Regions from separate parts of the Homo sapiens genome. Here region 1 is linked to region 2. Evidence: chromatin contacts called from ENCODE Hi-C or POLR2A ChIA-PET data. All regions are on one chromosome and are shown on one strand. Each heading gives the region's core, a stretch centred on a gene start or an enhancer-like site at or near the end of the contact. The rest is flanking DNA. Distances are from core to core; before and after follow the strand shown. Region 1 holds the start of PTP4A1 (protein tyrosine phosphatase 4A1). Region 2 overlaps LGSN (lengsin, lens protein with glutamine synthetase domain).

What was found. Hi-C counts contacts between places; a loop is a spot of excess contacts on that map. ChIA-PET counts read pairs that join two places held with the same protein, here RNA polymerase II (POLR2A). Pooled maps may share reads with other maps.
Region 1: a loop to region 2 is called in a map of MCF 10A, with 7 times the contacts of the local background. The contact joins the promoter of PTP4A1 here to the enhancer-like site in region 2. A Hi-C loop is called at or near these places in 7 of 168 maps with a recorded cell type or tissue (A673, Caco-2, GM12878 and 4 more), 3 of 37 single-sample maps with no recorded cell type and 11 of 50 pooled maps. POLR2A ChIA-PET finds 5 or more read pairs at or near these places in 4 of 52 experiments (H1, HepG2, MCF 10A and 1 more).

What each region holds. Positions count from the first base shown.
Region 1 is chr6:63,569,480-63,576,661 of GRCh38, reverse strand. It overlaps PTP4A1 (protein tyrosine phosphatase 4A1), which reads right to left and starts at 4,182. Exons shown (of 6, transcript NM_003463.5): 1 at 3,943-4,182; 2 at 1-226. It overlaps LOC124901228 (translation initiation factor IF-2-like), which reads left to right and starts at 3,094. Exons shown (of 2, transcript XM_047419610.1): 1 at 3,094-3,130; 2 at 3,232-7,182. The coding sequence starts at 3,094. The coding sequence ends at 3,977. It overlaps LOC128125822, which reads right to left and starts at 4,182. Exons shown (of 2, transcript NM_001415059.2): 1 at 3,943-4,182; 2 at 1-226. The coding sequence starts at 3,981. The coding sequence ends at 131. It also overlaps a transcript of LGSN not described here. RefSeq lists enhancers at 2,251-2,986, 2,681-3,050, 2,987-3,722, 4,104-4,398, 3,723-4,458 and 1 more and silencers at 3,591-3,720, 4,021-4,440.
Region 2 is chr6:63,301,116-63,308,551 of GRCh38, reverse strand. The region is part of intron 1 of LGSN (lengsin, lens protein with glutamine synthetase domain); the gene reads left to right. Among named protein-coding and RNA genes, the nearest start is that of LGSN, 15 kb to the left of the region's middle. Within about 2 kb of position 1,856, at least 2 of the 41 ENCODE cell types and tissues checked have a DNase peak (open chromatin) inside an H3K27ac peak, as active enhancers do.

The DNA of each region.
Region 1 (7,182 bases), core at 2,933-5,432, 270 kb before region 2:
CACTGAGGTTTACCCCATCCAGGTCAGAACTCTTGTAAAATGCTCTGTGGATTTCAATTCAACACTTCTGTGTCCAGGATAACCACTCTTATGGGGGCTTCTTGGTGGAGCAGTAATCAGTTTCTACAGTTCACTTGTCTGCATAGAGGTCGTGCTGTGCCTGGCAGTAATCTCCACTGCCCTTCAGAAACTCCATAAATGTGTGACCAAGAACACCACAGAATTGCTGTTTAAAAGAAAAAGACAGAAAGAGAGAATAAGTTATTTTCCAATTCAAAAGAAATACATTAGGGTTTTACACTATTTAAGTACACAACTATTTTTCTAAAGCAGGGCCTGAGCCGCTTCATCGACTTTTACTTGAATTGCAAAACTCAAGGGGTGAGTACAGATTAAATCAATCAGCATAAAACAAGCAGTCAGATAGATTAAACTGAAATCCATGATCTATTACCAAGATTCCTCAGAAAAAAAAACCAAACCCATTGTTACATTTTTGTGAAATTCATATATATATTCATATATATTCTATCTAGTTATATTCTCTGTATATATACTATCTATATATAATATATAATTATATGATTCTAATAATTATCCCTTTCGATAGTTGTTTTCTTTACATTGTAATTACATACACTTTATGTTGATTTTTCCAACTAACAAAAACATTTTTACACATTAATACAAACTCCAGATAACTCTGAAGTTATTAGTCTTGCATAATTTACTTAACTCATAAACTGAAACATCTAAGTTCTTTTCCAACTTTATGCTTTTATATCCTTTTCTTAGACTGATTTAAGTCCTATATTTAGAATCTCACTTTATCCTTAACAATCTGTTATCATTCCCATTAAACTGAAGACGAGGAAAATGAGTCTCTGAAAATCAACTTGTTATGTGAAATATCATAAGAATGTATGCTTATGAATCTAAAAAGGAAACAACTCTCATTTATAACTGTAAAGAAAATATTCATAATTTTAATAATGTTCTTTTGTATTTTAAAACCAAAATTTCACATATACAACTCAAAACTGAAATCCAACTCAGAGAAGGCGGACAAAGGGATGTTGAAGGTGGAAGTGGCAGGTCTCAAAAGCAAGGTAACTACTGTAACCAATAAATATAAACAAATATGAATGTATTTATATTTTCTCTAAGTTCCCCCTTAAGAACTAAACCATTTTTATGCCAATATCAAACATTAAACCAATAGTCACAGCATATTTTTAAAATATGTACATGGAAGACACTGATGTTAATAATCAGTCTTCTTCCAAATAGTTTATAAGGTACTTGTGTACTCGGGAGTAAAGAGGGCACTAAGGAAAGTATTAATAACAGGTTAACAAGAGCAGTAATTCATAGTCACTGCCTCAAGCACTTCATGTGTACTCTCATTACCAAAGTGTTTTAACAAAAGGTTCCATTAGTTTCCATGCTTAAATTTAAGCATTTGAAGTCTTAAAATTAAAATTCAAACGATCTGCTCCCATTTCCATTTTACACCTTTAAATAGTCCCATGCTAGTTATAGTTTCTAGAACTTTGCTAAATTTTGAAGAATAATTCTTATGATGATTACTGCAGAAAACATCAAGTCAAAAACCCAGTCTACTTTTCTGGTAAAACATACAACTAGCATTAACAATCATTTATCAAAAGGTCCCATAAAAAAGGTAACTTTCATTATCACAAGTTTGTTCAAACAAGCCCTCAGAGGTTACTTCACCTAGTTGGTCAGCTGGGTTAAAAAATTAAGTGTCTAAATTACAAAGCCATCACAGTTACAGTGAATACAGATTGTAGTAATCTGAAAATAATTTCATTATACTTTCACCCCAAATTCTAAATACAACCTCCGTAGAATAAAAAGTGTATTCTGACACTTTCCCAATGACATACAATGATCTTTAAAAGCTTTATAATGACTCATCACAGTATTCTAATTTCTAGGTATTACCTTTTTTTCAATTAAAAGCTAATTTGAGGCAGTATTTCACACCACTATTTCCATATTTAATAGCTAAAACTCCTGTCGGCTACAACCTAGTCTGGCCATATCCCTTCATGTAAGTAAGCACTTTCATCAGGAAGCAGAGAAAGAACTATATTAAGAATTCCCTTCCTGAAATGGTTATTTTTACTGAGTGGAGCCACCTAGTGGATGGGGGGACTCGTCTGTTAAAGCAGTGGTGGCCACCGATAGATTTCTGTTCCGCCCAAGACACTCCTCCATTCCCAATCTCCTACCCACAGGAAAAACTATCCATAATGGGGATTTTTTCCCTCCCACCTATCAGTTGCATTATAATCACAATCATATACAAGAAGGGAGAGGAGGAAAGAGTAATCTCTGTGCAGAAGCTTAAATCATTATTATACTGCAGAGTCAAGCCAATTAATGTGTGTAACTCCTTTGTCACAAACAATTCGTTGTATAGTCTGTTCCACATCTATTTAGGTCTTAGGGCACCTAAGAAAGCATGTGTAAAATGCTGCTCACTCTTGGGAATGATTTAGTTTTCTAGTTTTCAACTGACTGAGTAACAGGAAGCACTGCCTCAGGATCTAGATGTCGGGCAGGTCAACAGTTCCAATCGTAGTGTAAATAACTTAATACTCGTGGACTGGTAGGGGGCTCCGCGGACAGAAGATAAAAAACCCTCAGAATTCCGTCTCTGGTTGGCTACTGCTGCCACAAACCAACAGGAGGCAACAACATATTACACCACAGAGCTCAGGGATAGTTCTAAACAGTCCCCGATTAAAAGGCGCCATCCAGGGCCCTTCCAAAATTGGCAGGGGAAATGTATGCTGGTGCCCGGACGGGAAGTCCTTCGCGTCAGTGTAACTAACAGTAGCCCTGTCAGTTTCCAAGACGCTCCGAACCAGGCCATTTCTCGACGACTGGCCCAGAGAAAGGACAAGACTAGACTTGTTCCCATTATCACGAGCCCGAGGTGGGGCGATAAATCCGGAACAGCTCGAATTACCAGGTGGAGCCTGGGAGGAGGGCGGGGCGGACGGCCGAAGTTCTCACCTAGCAGAACCCCACTCTGGCCCGGGCAGGGGTGCAGCTCGCGGAATGCCCCAGAGGGCCGCCGCCCCGCGCACGCGGCTGTGTGCGCCCGAGCACGCCCGCTGCGCCCCCTCTCCGCGCCGCAATCACGGGTTCGCGCCGCGCCTTCAGTCAGGCGCGGGCGCCGAGGCCATTTTGTCTGAGGCTCGGGTCCCGGCCGTCGAGCACAAGAGTGTAGCTGCACCCAGTGGCTGTCCCGCGCCCACCCCGGAGCTCCGAGAAGCTCTGGAACCAGATCGTTACCACCCGTGCCTGGCTGTCCGGCCTACCCCACGCCCGCCCGGATCTGGAGGCGAACCCGCCACCGCCGCGCCCTCCCCGTATCCGGCTCCGCAGTGACACGCGCAGCCCTCGCCCCACCCCGGGCCACGTCTCCCGCTCCCAGTGCAGCCACTCTCCTCCGGCCGAACAAAGAGGCCCCGGGACGCCGCGGAGCCTGCCATGCCCGGACGGGTCGCGCCAGACCAAAGGGCCAAGGGCGGAGGCGGCGGTCACAAAGCGGCTTTTGTGCCACCCACCCGGCCCGCTGCGGAAGCCGAAACTGCCCCCGGCCGCCGCAGAAGCCGGACCGCGCCGCCCCCGTCGCTCCGGGCTCGGGAGGGACTCAAAAGCCGGTGCCTCCGGCGGCCAACCGCCACCCCGCAGCCCCGAGGGGCCCGGCATCTGCCTCCGCACAGCCGGCCGCAATCGGCCGGCCACAGGGCCATAACCCGCCCGCTCCCACCCGGGACCCACCGGAACCGCAACCCGGGGCAACCTGGAGGAGACGCCGGGCTCCGAACAAAGGCGACAGCGGGGATGGGGGGCCGGTCGTGGATTCCCAGCCCGAGAGGCGACGATGCGACGGCTACTCACAGGAATATGTTTACTCATTGAAGATTGTGGCCTAATCATACAGCCGGTCCCGAGGCGGCGGCGACACAGGCGGTGGCGGTGGCTGCAGGGCAGGAGGCGGCGGTGGTCGTGGCGGAGCGGCGGTGGCGGCGATGCAGGCGGCGGCGGGGGCACCAGACTCTACCATGCAGTGAGCGGCTCGGAGCAGAGCGCGTAGCCGAGCCGGCCCGCAGCCGAAGGAGCCAATACACGCGCCGAGGCGCCCTTGCGTCACAAGCCCTCCCCTTTATAGCCGGCGCGACGTGCAACCCTCCAGCCACCAATCGCGGCCTGGAACCGCGGGCCAGGAGCCGACAGGCGGGGGCGGAGGCCCGCCCCCTCCGGACGTCACTCCGCGGCGGCCGCCGCCGGTGTGAACCGGTTGATGAATGGCTAAGCGCCGAGTCGGAGCATCCCCGGGGCGGGGGAGGGAAGGGGCTGCCGGGAGTGCTCCGGGATGCAGGAAGCCTGAAGTTAAGAAGGGGTGGGAGCGAGAGAGATTCCGATTTATCGACTGGAAGGAATCATGCTGCAAACCACGTTTCTCATAATTAAAACGGTCCAGGAGTGCACACATGTCACATGAGGAGACTCGAAGTTTGCCTGAATCGTAAAATGCAATCCTTCTAGGGCTGGAACCGCGTCTCAGTGTCGAGCCTGCTTTCTACTGCCTTAACCACGGTCATCTTTGCCAGTGGTTTACCTTGGCACCTGGGCCCCGAGTACCTTCGTCATCAAATAATATTTATGTCGCAAGACCGCTGTACCCGGTGACTCAACACCTTGCATGCCACGGCCTTAGGCTTGGTCAAGATGAATTCTTGTCCCTGGGGGCGCTTTCAAGCGGGGAGAAACTTACCTTCGCAAAACTTAAGGCTATAGAAGATGGGGAGAGTATCTTTTGATGCAGACGAAGCCCTATGCTCCCTATATTCTTTTTTTGATCACACCTCTCTATACTACGTACGCGTGCAACTGCAGTTGGCTCAATTGTGGCATTTCGAAATCACATGCATCCTTTGTACTGCTGCTCACTTGATATGTTGTCTCAGATAATGAAAGGTTAGGAAGTGCTTAAAGAAAGCGTTTTTAGAAATTAAGAATCCTCGGTTTTGTCAAGCACTGATGTAATTCTTTGCGTCAAAGCTAAAGCTCTTCTTTATGTTCGTTTTCAGTCCTCTTTTACTGACTTCATTATTTAAGCCCCTAAGAAGTAAAGTCTTATCGCAATTCTGTGCCATACAAGGGCACCTCTGTTATTTATAATCTGAAAACCCTTTCTCCTCAGCTCTGGAGAAGGACCAAACAGGACCTTTACCTGCTTTTTAAGAACTCAGTTTTCCACTAACACTGAAGCCTTTTGTTTGTTATTTTCACCGAGTATGAGATTGGAGAGGGCTTTAGGGATCAAATTTTGTCCTCTTTCAGTGCCCTGCAACATCTTAGGATTTATTAGAACTTCTATTTAGAGACTGGTTGTATAGTTATTCAACTTTCTTAACTCTGTAAGTAAAATAAGAACTTTAAAAAAACAAAAACAAACAAAATCCTGGGCCAGACTTTCAAAGGAACAAAAACTCTTCGTCATTTGGAAGAAAATGGCTCACCTACGACACATTTTAATCCATTAAAATCAAGGAAAACTAGCACACTTGAGAAATATGTCCCTTTACAAATAAATGATTTAAAAAAGTAAAGACTTTAAAATCTTAAATTCTAAGAAAATATAGAAAGCTTAAAAATCTTGGGTGGTAGGGGCAAAGCTAAGCAGGCTGGGGAACTCATGTCGAAAAAAAGGGACAGATTTCATATATAAGAACTAAAAACTTTTATATGGCAAAAGGCTTTTGACAAATGTCAATTTCACACTGGGGGAAATATTGGTGATACTTCATGGGTAGGGTTAATATAAAAAGCTTGGCCAATGTATATAATAGTGTAGTTAAAAAGCACATATTCAGTCAGCCACTCTTACTCCACAAGTTGGTAAACACAGATAATTGGAATAGTGAAACTTTTTCATGTAATGGCATTTCAAAAAATACATTTGGTGGGACAAGATATAAACTCAGCAAATGATTAACAGAGCCAAATATGTGTTAGCCAATTTTCTTGTAGAACTTGTGATACAAGTTGTGAGCCTTGTGATCCACAGATCCTGTAATTACCACAAGCAGTGCTGACACGAAGTATCCAGTCAGCTATGCTCATCAAGTTCTAAAAGCTCTCAAATTCTCAAGTGGCCTGGGGGTCTTAGCCTCTCAGACAAGGTACCATCTTATCCTACTATGAAAGTAACATATTTAAAGGATGAAAAAATAAGGCTTTTGCTGTTGAGAGAAACGATGCATTTTATTTTATGTATTTATTTGAGATGGAGTCTTGCTCTTTTGCCCAGGTTGGAGCACAGTGGTGCAATCTTTGCTCACTGCAACCTCAGCCTCCTGGGTTCCAGCAATTCTCCTGCCTCAGCCTCCCAAGTAGCTGGGATTACAGCCACCTGCCACCACACCTGGCTAATTTGTTTGTACTTTTAGAAAACTCCATGTTGACTAGGCTAGTTTTGAACTCCTGACCTCAAGAGATCTGCCTGCCTCAGTCTCCCAAAGGAAAGGACACATTTTAAACAAGATATAAGTGTGGTCTTGCTGACCAATCCATTAAATGTTCCTGCTTGTCAGCTGCCATTGTGGTTCACTGCTATGCTGAGGGTGTCTGCTGTATTTAGTTTAATACTTTTAAGCTGCAGATTCTTGGAGAACAGTAGAACATCCCAGCATTGGTCAGGAGACTTCTGTGATTTGAGGACTCACTAACCCTTACAGACTTGCACTCAGAGCATTAGCACCTGTACTTATTTAAAGTGGGTCTCTAACAGACTTGAAAATAGTGCTTCCAGACATCAAAAAGGGAGAAAACACCTCTAAAAGCCAATGCTTACTCTAAGCTCCAGGAGAGGCTCTAAAATAGAGGATTTTCTCTCCTGCTAAACAAGATTCTCAGCTGGAAGTTACTTCTCTCAGCAAAACATGTGTCCTTAACCTCATCACGATAGGCAGGGCTTTCTATTGACAATTCAAAATATAAAAGCCAGCAGTTGGGAAATAAGACTAGAAGAATATTATAAGGAAGTTGAGCATGGTGGCATACAGGCTCATGCCTGTAATCCCAGTACTTTGGGAGACCAAGGTGGGTGGATCACCTGAGATTAGGAGTTAGGAG
Region 2 (7,436 bases), core at 607-3,106:
TTTAGAACCTAAATAACTCATTATTATATTGGAAAGAAATTTATTAGGTCAAATTAGGGTCTACATTTAATGCTTGGCAGTATTCCTTTAGGTTAAGCGTTTTTTAGTTAATTTGATCAAGTCACTGAGTTGAAATGCAAAATGATAAACTTATATTAAACCATATAAACACCATTTCAAAAGAATCACCATGGTGAGAAAAACATGAATTATGAAAATGTCTTGTAATGAACTTGAATGTAAGAGGAAACATTTTTTATGGCCATTCCCATGTATGAGACAAAAAGCCATCTGACGAAACGATAGTGGAAACATTTTTGAATTGTGAAAAGCTGCTCTGGTGAAAATATCAAAAGAATGAAAATCAACCTGTTGTAGCAGAAATTTGGGATTGTCCAAATTAAGCATGAATTAAATGTATATATTTATGCCATGCAATCAAAATGAAACTGCATATCTGTACTTACGCTCATGATTCTTCCAGCCTGGTTTACCTCACTCCCTATCTTCAGCTGAAATGCGCCCTCTTCTGTTTAAGGTTAGCCTATCTGAAGACTGAAATACTCTGCCTGTGTAGTAACAGCATTACTGTAGAGTCCAAGCCAGGCTATTTGGATCACACTGCCCCACTCTAAGAATCCTCGGACTGCTTGATATGCCTTCATGATTCTGAGAGGTTCCCCTATTTTATTGTGTTTAGAATCTGGAGCTTCTTAGATAAGGGAATAGTGCCTGACCCAATGAAAGTCACCTCTAGGCTGGCCAGGGCCTGTGAGGTAATCTAGAATGAGTTATCTTTCCACCAGAAATCCTCAGTAATGCATAGTGCCCAGGCAATATTTGTGGCTGACCTCTGTTTAGTACTTACCATGCATCAGGCATTGCTTTTCCAACATAATGGTGCCACCAGGGAGAGCTGCACCACTGAGTACTTGATAAATGGTCAAATATTTCTAAACTGATTGGTAAACAGTGGCTAACAAGAGCCTCTTAATGGTCCACTCTACCCAAACTTTTCTACCTGTCCTAGTATTTCCCTGGGGCTCTTGGACCTGTCCACAGCCCATCAATTAAAGAGTTAAAGAACTAGTACCTGGCCCTACAGGCCCTCCAGGACCTTGCTACAGCTTCCTAGCACCCCAGCAATGGTTGGGAGGATATCCTGGTGACAGTGTTCATTAAGAGTGTGCCAAGTACTTGGTGCTCTGGAGCCAACTGGCTGGGTTCAAATCTGAGCTTTGTCACTTATGAGACTTGTGAGCTTGGGTTAGTTGATTAGTCTTTCTTTGACTCAATTTTTCTCATCTCTGAAATAGGATGGTAATGTATTTATCACATGGGATATTTTTCAGACTAAATAAATTAAGACAAAGCATTTAGAAGAGATCTAGCACATAATAGGCACAATATAAGTGTTGGTTATTTTTATTAGATGTACTAATGGCTAAATATTTTTACCATCACCCTTTAGTACCACACTAGATACCACTGTTGGGGAAAAGACAGGTGGTCACTGCTGATACAGTTGTGCCTCATATCTCTAGAGCTGCTGCATATTCTGAACAGCATTCCGGTAGTTTTGAGACCTAGTTGTGTGGTAGTTGAGAAAGTTTATTTCTTTACTTCTTACCTTACATTTTAAATCAATTGGCAGTATTTAACAATCATGAAATTTCAAATAAAAATCCAGATTTCTGGCATGTTTTGAAAATTTGTAAAACTGGCAACACGAGGGCCACGTTTTAATATGGCAACAATTGTCTGGACTCCTGTGTTGGCTCCTTCCTGGGAAGGGCTATCAACTACTGCGTTCGCCCTCCAGCCCATTGTGTTTTTTTGTAATCTGTCTGCTATTTGAGTTTGCTCTCCTTGAACTAGGCTAACCTGAGCATATCTCTTTCTTTACAACATGGAGGCCCTTAACTGCCACAGCAACACTTTATTGCCTCTACTAGATTGTAATATTCTTTGTGAATCATGTTTTATGTTTTGTTTATTTTTATGTCTTTGATTTTGCCTTATCCATAGTAGGTTACAACTTCACTCTTGGGACTAATGAAGGTTAAACTGGTGGTGATGTGAATTAAGATGGGTTTTGCTTTTATACAGAAAAGAGTTATAAAAATACAATTGAAAAAGAATATATAATTGAAGAAGTTGAACAAGTTTTATGAGTTACACAGATCACACTATATAATAAAAACAGAATTCCATTTAAGTCAATTATCAAGCTATGGTGATGTAGGAAGCACCTCAAATAAAATACTTAGATTTGAATTCCTATTCTTCCTCAGATATGACCTTGAACAAATTACCTAACCCCTGTGGGTTATTTCTGCTTTGGAAAAAATGTAGGTGATAATAAATATTCCCTGTATGTTGTGGGTATTAGATGAAATATAAAATATTGTCTGGATATGGCAATGCTTTTAAAATGTTAATATTTTTATAGGTATTATTTTAAAGACTTTATTTTTTTGTTGTTGAGACAGAGTCTCACTCTGTTGCCCAGGCTGGAGTGCAGTGGTGCGATCTTGGCTCACTGTAACCTCCACCTCCTGGGTTTAAGCGATTCTTATGCCTCAGCCTCCCAAGTAGCTGGGACTACAGACACCAAATTAGCCATCAAATCTGGCTAATTTTTTGTATTTTTTGTAGAGATGGAGTTTTGCCATGTTGCCCAGGCTGGTCTTGAACTCCTGGCCTCAAGTGATCCACCCACCTCAGCCTCCCAAAGTTCTGGGATTACAGGCGTGAGCCACCCCACCTGGCTGGATATTATTTAAAAGACTTTAGGCAAATTAAATTTAACAGAGTTTGATTGAGCAAAGAATGATTTGAGAATTGGGCCTCCCTGAGAACCAAAATAGGTTCAGAGCGACTCTGGAGCTGCCACATTGTTGGATAACATTTATGGACAGAACAAGAAAAGTGATGTACAGAAGACAATAATGAGTCACAGAAACAGCTGAATTAGTTACAGCTGGGAGTTTCCCTTATTTGAACATGGTTTGAACAGTTGGCTGCCTGTGATTGGCAGGCATCTGAAATTCTAATTGGTACAGGAGTAGGTTATAGTCTGTTTATAAAGTTCTAGGCCAAACTTAAGATATGTAAGGAGGTAGCTTTATGTAAACAATTCCTCCCTTTGGGTCAACCTCTTAAGATTGAGAGGTTGACTGAAACCTTAGGCATTGACGTCACTCTCACACCATTGTAAATGGACTTATTTGGTCTCAAATTCCACTGGGAAATAGCAGTACAGTGGATTTTGTAAGGTGGGAATATGGAAACAGAATGAGAGAAAAATAACCTGATTGTTTACTTTAGGTTAATTTTTTGTAAGGGTTAGAGCAGAGGGGACCTCTTTATTATGCTGGGATCTCCTGTTTTCAGAAGAAAAAAAAACTGTACTGTTTTGGAATCTATCTTCTTCCTTAAAGTTTCACTGTGATTATGTTGTATTAGCATGAGTGATTTTGTTTTGATTTGGTCTGTTCTGTTGGGGTCTAATGCAAGAGTTCAGTCCAGAACAATGGTCTTCCATAATTTTGTTTAACAATTCTCTTCTTTTGGTCAGGTTCTCACCTAGATGAGAGTGTGACCAAAACTTAGGGCTTTGGTGCTACTTCCTATTACCATTATTTTGGGTTTTCTGTCTTAGCACATTATTGATAGGTTATAGTGTCTTCACGATCAGGCATTTCTTTGAGATTTTGTCATTCCAGTCAAAGATACCATCTGACATTCTACACATGGCTGTCTGCAAACATTTAAAACTTTGGAGAGAATATAGCATACCAGGGAGAATACTATTGTGACTGTCAGAATGATAATGATAATGACTACTATAGTGACTGGCAGGAGCATACCAAGAATTTGGAGTATGCTCCTTAGCCAAGGTTCCTATTAGTTCCTATTAATCAACTAAAGTTAAATAGATCAAAGAATAAGCCAGATGAAAAGTCTACATGTTTTAATTAAGCAGCCTGTTCATTAATCTCTTGTAACTGAATCTCTACAAAACCCAGTGTATTTATTCATGTACAATAAGAAGTGTAAGCCACTGCACAGATTTCTCCCTGTTCAGCCTGTAGGTAATCTAGAGCAATTTTATTATCTAGCACAACTTTAGCAAGAGAATTTAAAGAAGTCTGCTGCACAGCCACAGGTTTTGCAGTAAAATCTGCTGTACAGACTACTGTAAGGGATACATTTCTAATCATTACCTCATTTACTCCAAGCCATAGAAAAAGGGAACTAACAAATGATGCCCATCTAGAAAGGTGAAGGCCTCTTGGCAATGTTTTATTTAACCTAGGATGTACGTTAAAAGAAGTGGACTGATGTTCTGTTTCTGACTGATTATGGAGTAACAAAGGTGTCATTAAAATTCCTAGCCTACACTGGCCCTTCATCTTGCATCCATCAAGAGATAAGGTTGCTCATGTATAAGGTTGTCTGTGAAATCTAACACAAATAAAAATATACTTCACACACATAGGCCCCTTTTCCCACTGTGTTGTTCCAAGAGGCATAAGCAAGGCAAAAGTTAAGAAAGGTTAAGAATCTCACGATGGAAGAGAAGTCTTGTTCCATGATCTTGGGAAAGCTTTCTATGTCTAGGATGCCATCTGCTTCAAGGGAGAAAGTTCTCTGGTTAGCTTTACCTTAAGGTCTCTAACAAGTGTTTGGTTTCAAGAGGCTGGATGGGCCAGACTCAAGGTTCAAGGTCCCAGTATTTTACTGCAGTGTGAGTGGCAAGGGAAGTCTTTCTCTGATGGTGTTTCCAGAAGGCCCAGTCTCTAAGTTTTAGACCATGAAGGGTTTGACTGTACCCAGTCAGTGGATCATAAAAAGCTCCTTTTACCTAATGAAAATACACTTTGGCACAATGCATTGAAGCCTGCATTGTAGCATTTAGTCATATAAGAATTTAGGTGCAGAAGATACATAAGGTTCTATTATTAGAGGCCTTACAGTGACTATTTCATAAATGGTCAACTCATGTTTTGATTGGAAGAGGAACTGATTGTTATCAGTCTGCAGTACCTTTGACCAAGACAATTCAGTCCATTCAGTTAGACTTGCCTAATGCTATTATAGCTGTAACACCTTATGTTTTACAACTTGTCCAGTGAAACAAGTACCTTTATTGTTGGAGATTTCTCTAGGAATGTTCCATGAGAGAAACACATTTCTTGATAACCGTTAAGCTATTTTAGCTATTGTTATTGCATTAGCCTTCTTGCATGAGAAAGCTTGTATATAACTAGAAAACATGCATTACAAATGACAATTGAATAGAAGCCATCTGTAAATGTTCAAATGGCCCATCAAGTAGCAAAAATGTACCTGAAGTTTTTTTTGTCTTCCTAGGATTATGGATTTGACAAAGCAAAATAAACCACTTTGGCAACTTAGAATAGTCATGACACCAGTATATTTTTAAAAATATAATTTGGATGCAATCTCGGCTCACTTCAACCTCTGCCTCCTGGGTTCAAGCGATTCTCCTGCCTCAGCTTCCCGAGTAGCTGGGATTACAGGTGTTCACCACCATGCCTGAATAATTTTTGCATTTTTAGTAGAGATGGGGGTCTCACTATATTGGCCAGGCTGGACTCGAACTCCTGACCTCGAGTGATCCACCTACCTCGGCATCCCAAAGTGCTGAGATTACAGGCGAAAGCCACCATGCCTGGCTGAGTGTAGAGCTTTCAATGATGGCAGTTTTAATTACTTGAGAAGGACCAGGCAGCTCTCCAGACTCTCCATGAGTCCACACTCGACAATGAATTCATATTATCTTAAATACAAATTTCGTTTCTTCAATTTAGGTGCATAGCACTGCTTATCAAATGGGTTATTGTAGGCAATTTGACTTGAACCATGAACCTCATTCAAATTGCATATTTTAACAACATCAGTACTGGCTGATCTAGCATGGAAATCTGCTAAAGTATTTCCTTGGTATTCAATTAGTTCTTGTGCTACTTAAGTTGGCAATTTTATAAACTGGTCAACTTCTTCATTAGAGCTTTTAGTATTCCTATCCCGTCCAAATGTATATCATTCTAGAGTTATCAGAAACCTGTGTTCAAGAGTGTTTATGAGCATTCTTTCAAACCTTTCCATGAACCTCCTTGAGGACACAACATTTTAGGATTTTACTTGATTGTAATGAGCTTTAAGAAAGTTCATCAGAATTAATAAACTGTGAATAAGACTTAAAATGGTTATGGTTAAAGATGCAATTGACAAGGAAATTTGGCTCTTTCTGTATCCTATAATAATTTAACATAAATAAACATAATTATTGCTGATAACATATACTAAGACATATCAGAATATTAGGAGTCACATATAATTTTGAAATACATATTCATAATATATTCATAAAATATAACTCAGAGAATGTTAAGTACCATTTATTTTATGATGCTTTCCATTTTATTTAACATATCAAATAAGCCTATTTATTGTCTCTTTTTTGGATGCTTCAGGGACCTTTTGGAACATCCTAAAGTTAGTTTGAAGGAAAAAAGAGTTAATTTTAGAATTTGAAATTTGATTTTAGGAAGCCTATCAAATATGCCAAAGGTTTTAAACACTATCAAAATAGAATCACAGATTACGGCAAAATAATAGTAATTAATTTAGCCTAACTGATAATTAAAAGGTTTTCAAAAGCAAAAATCCTTATTCGTTGATGAAGAGGAGATTCAGTTTTCCAAATAATCAAAAGACATAATAAAGACAGCACAAAACAAAATCTGTCTCTCCTCTATTTTTCTTTGCATTTTACTCAAAAGGTGGACGAACATCTTTCACTCTTATTAATACTACAATAAATTCTTATTCAAAGGAGAAAACAGAATTTTACTTTTTTCCCCTGTGAACTCTGCAGAGAATTATGAATTTTACTTTTGTGTTAGTATATAATCAATACTACTGCTAATTTTAAGAAAACCTTATAAACAAATACATTCACCTTCAATCAGCTTTTGAACACACAAGATTTCCATAATCCTTTTTATAGCCTCTTGCATTTTTTTCTATTTTCCCCCAACCTTGAATATCCATTTAATTTTATTTATATAATTTTTTCATTTTGAAAGAACCTTTAAATAACCTCTAAACTAGACAAAATTATTTTTTCTCAACAAATACACATTTTAATTTTCTCATCAAAAACAATCTTGCTTTTCTTGTACACTTTACATATAGAATTATTTATTTTATTGTATTTATTTTTTTTAAGACAGAGTCTCATTCTGTCACCCAGGCTGAAGTGCAGTGGCGCAATCTTGGCTCACTGCAACCTCCACCTCCCAGGTTCAAGCCATTCTCCTGCCTCAGTCTCCCTACTAACTGTGGTTACAGATGTGTGCCACAATGCCTGGCTAATTTTTGCATTTTTAGTAGAGATGGGG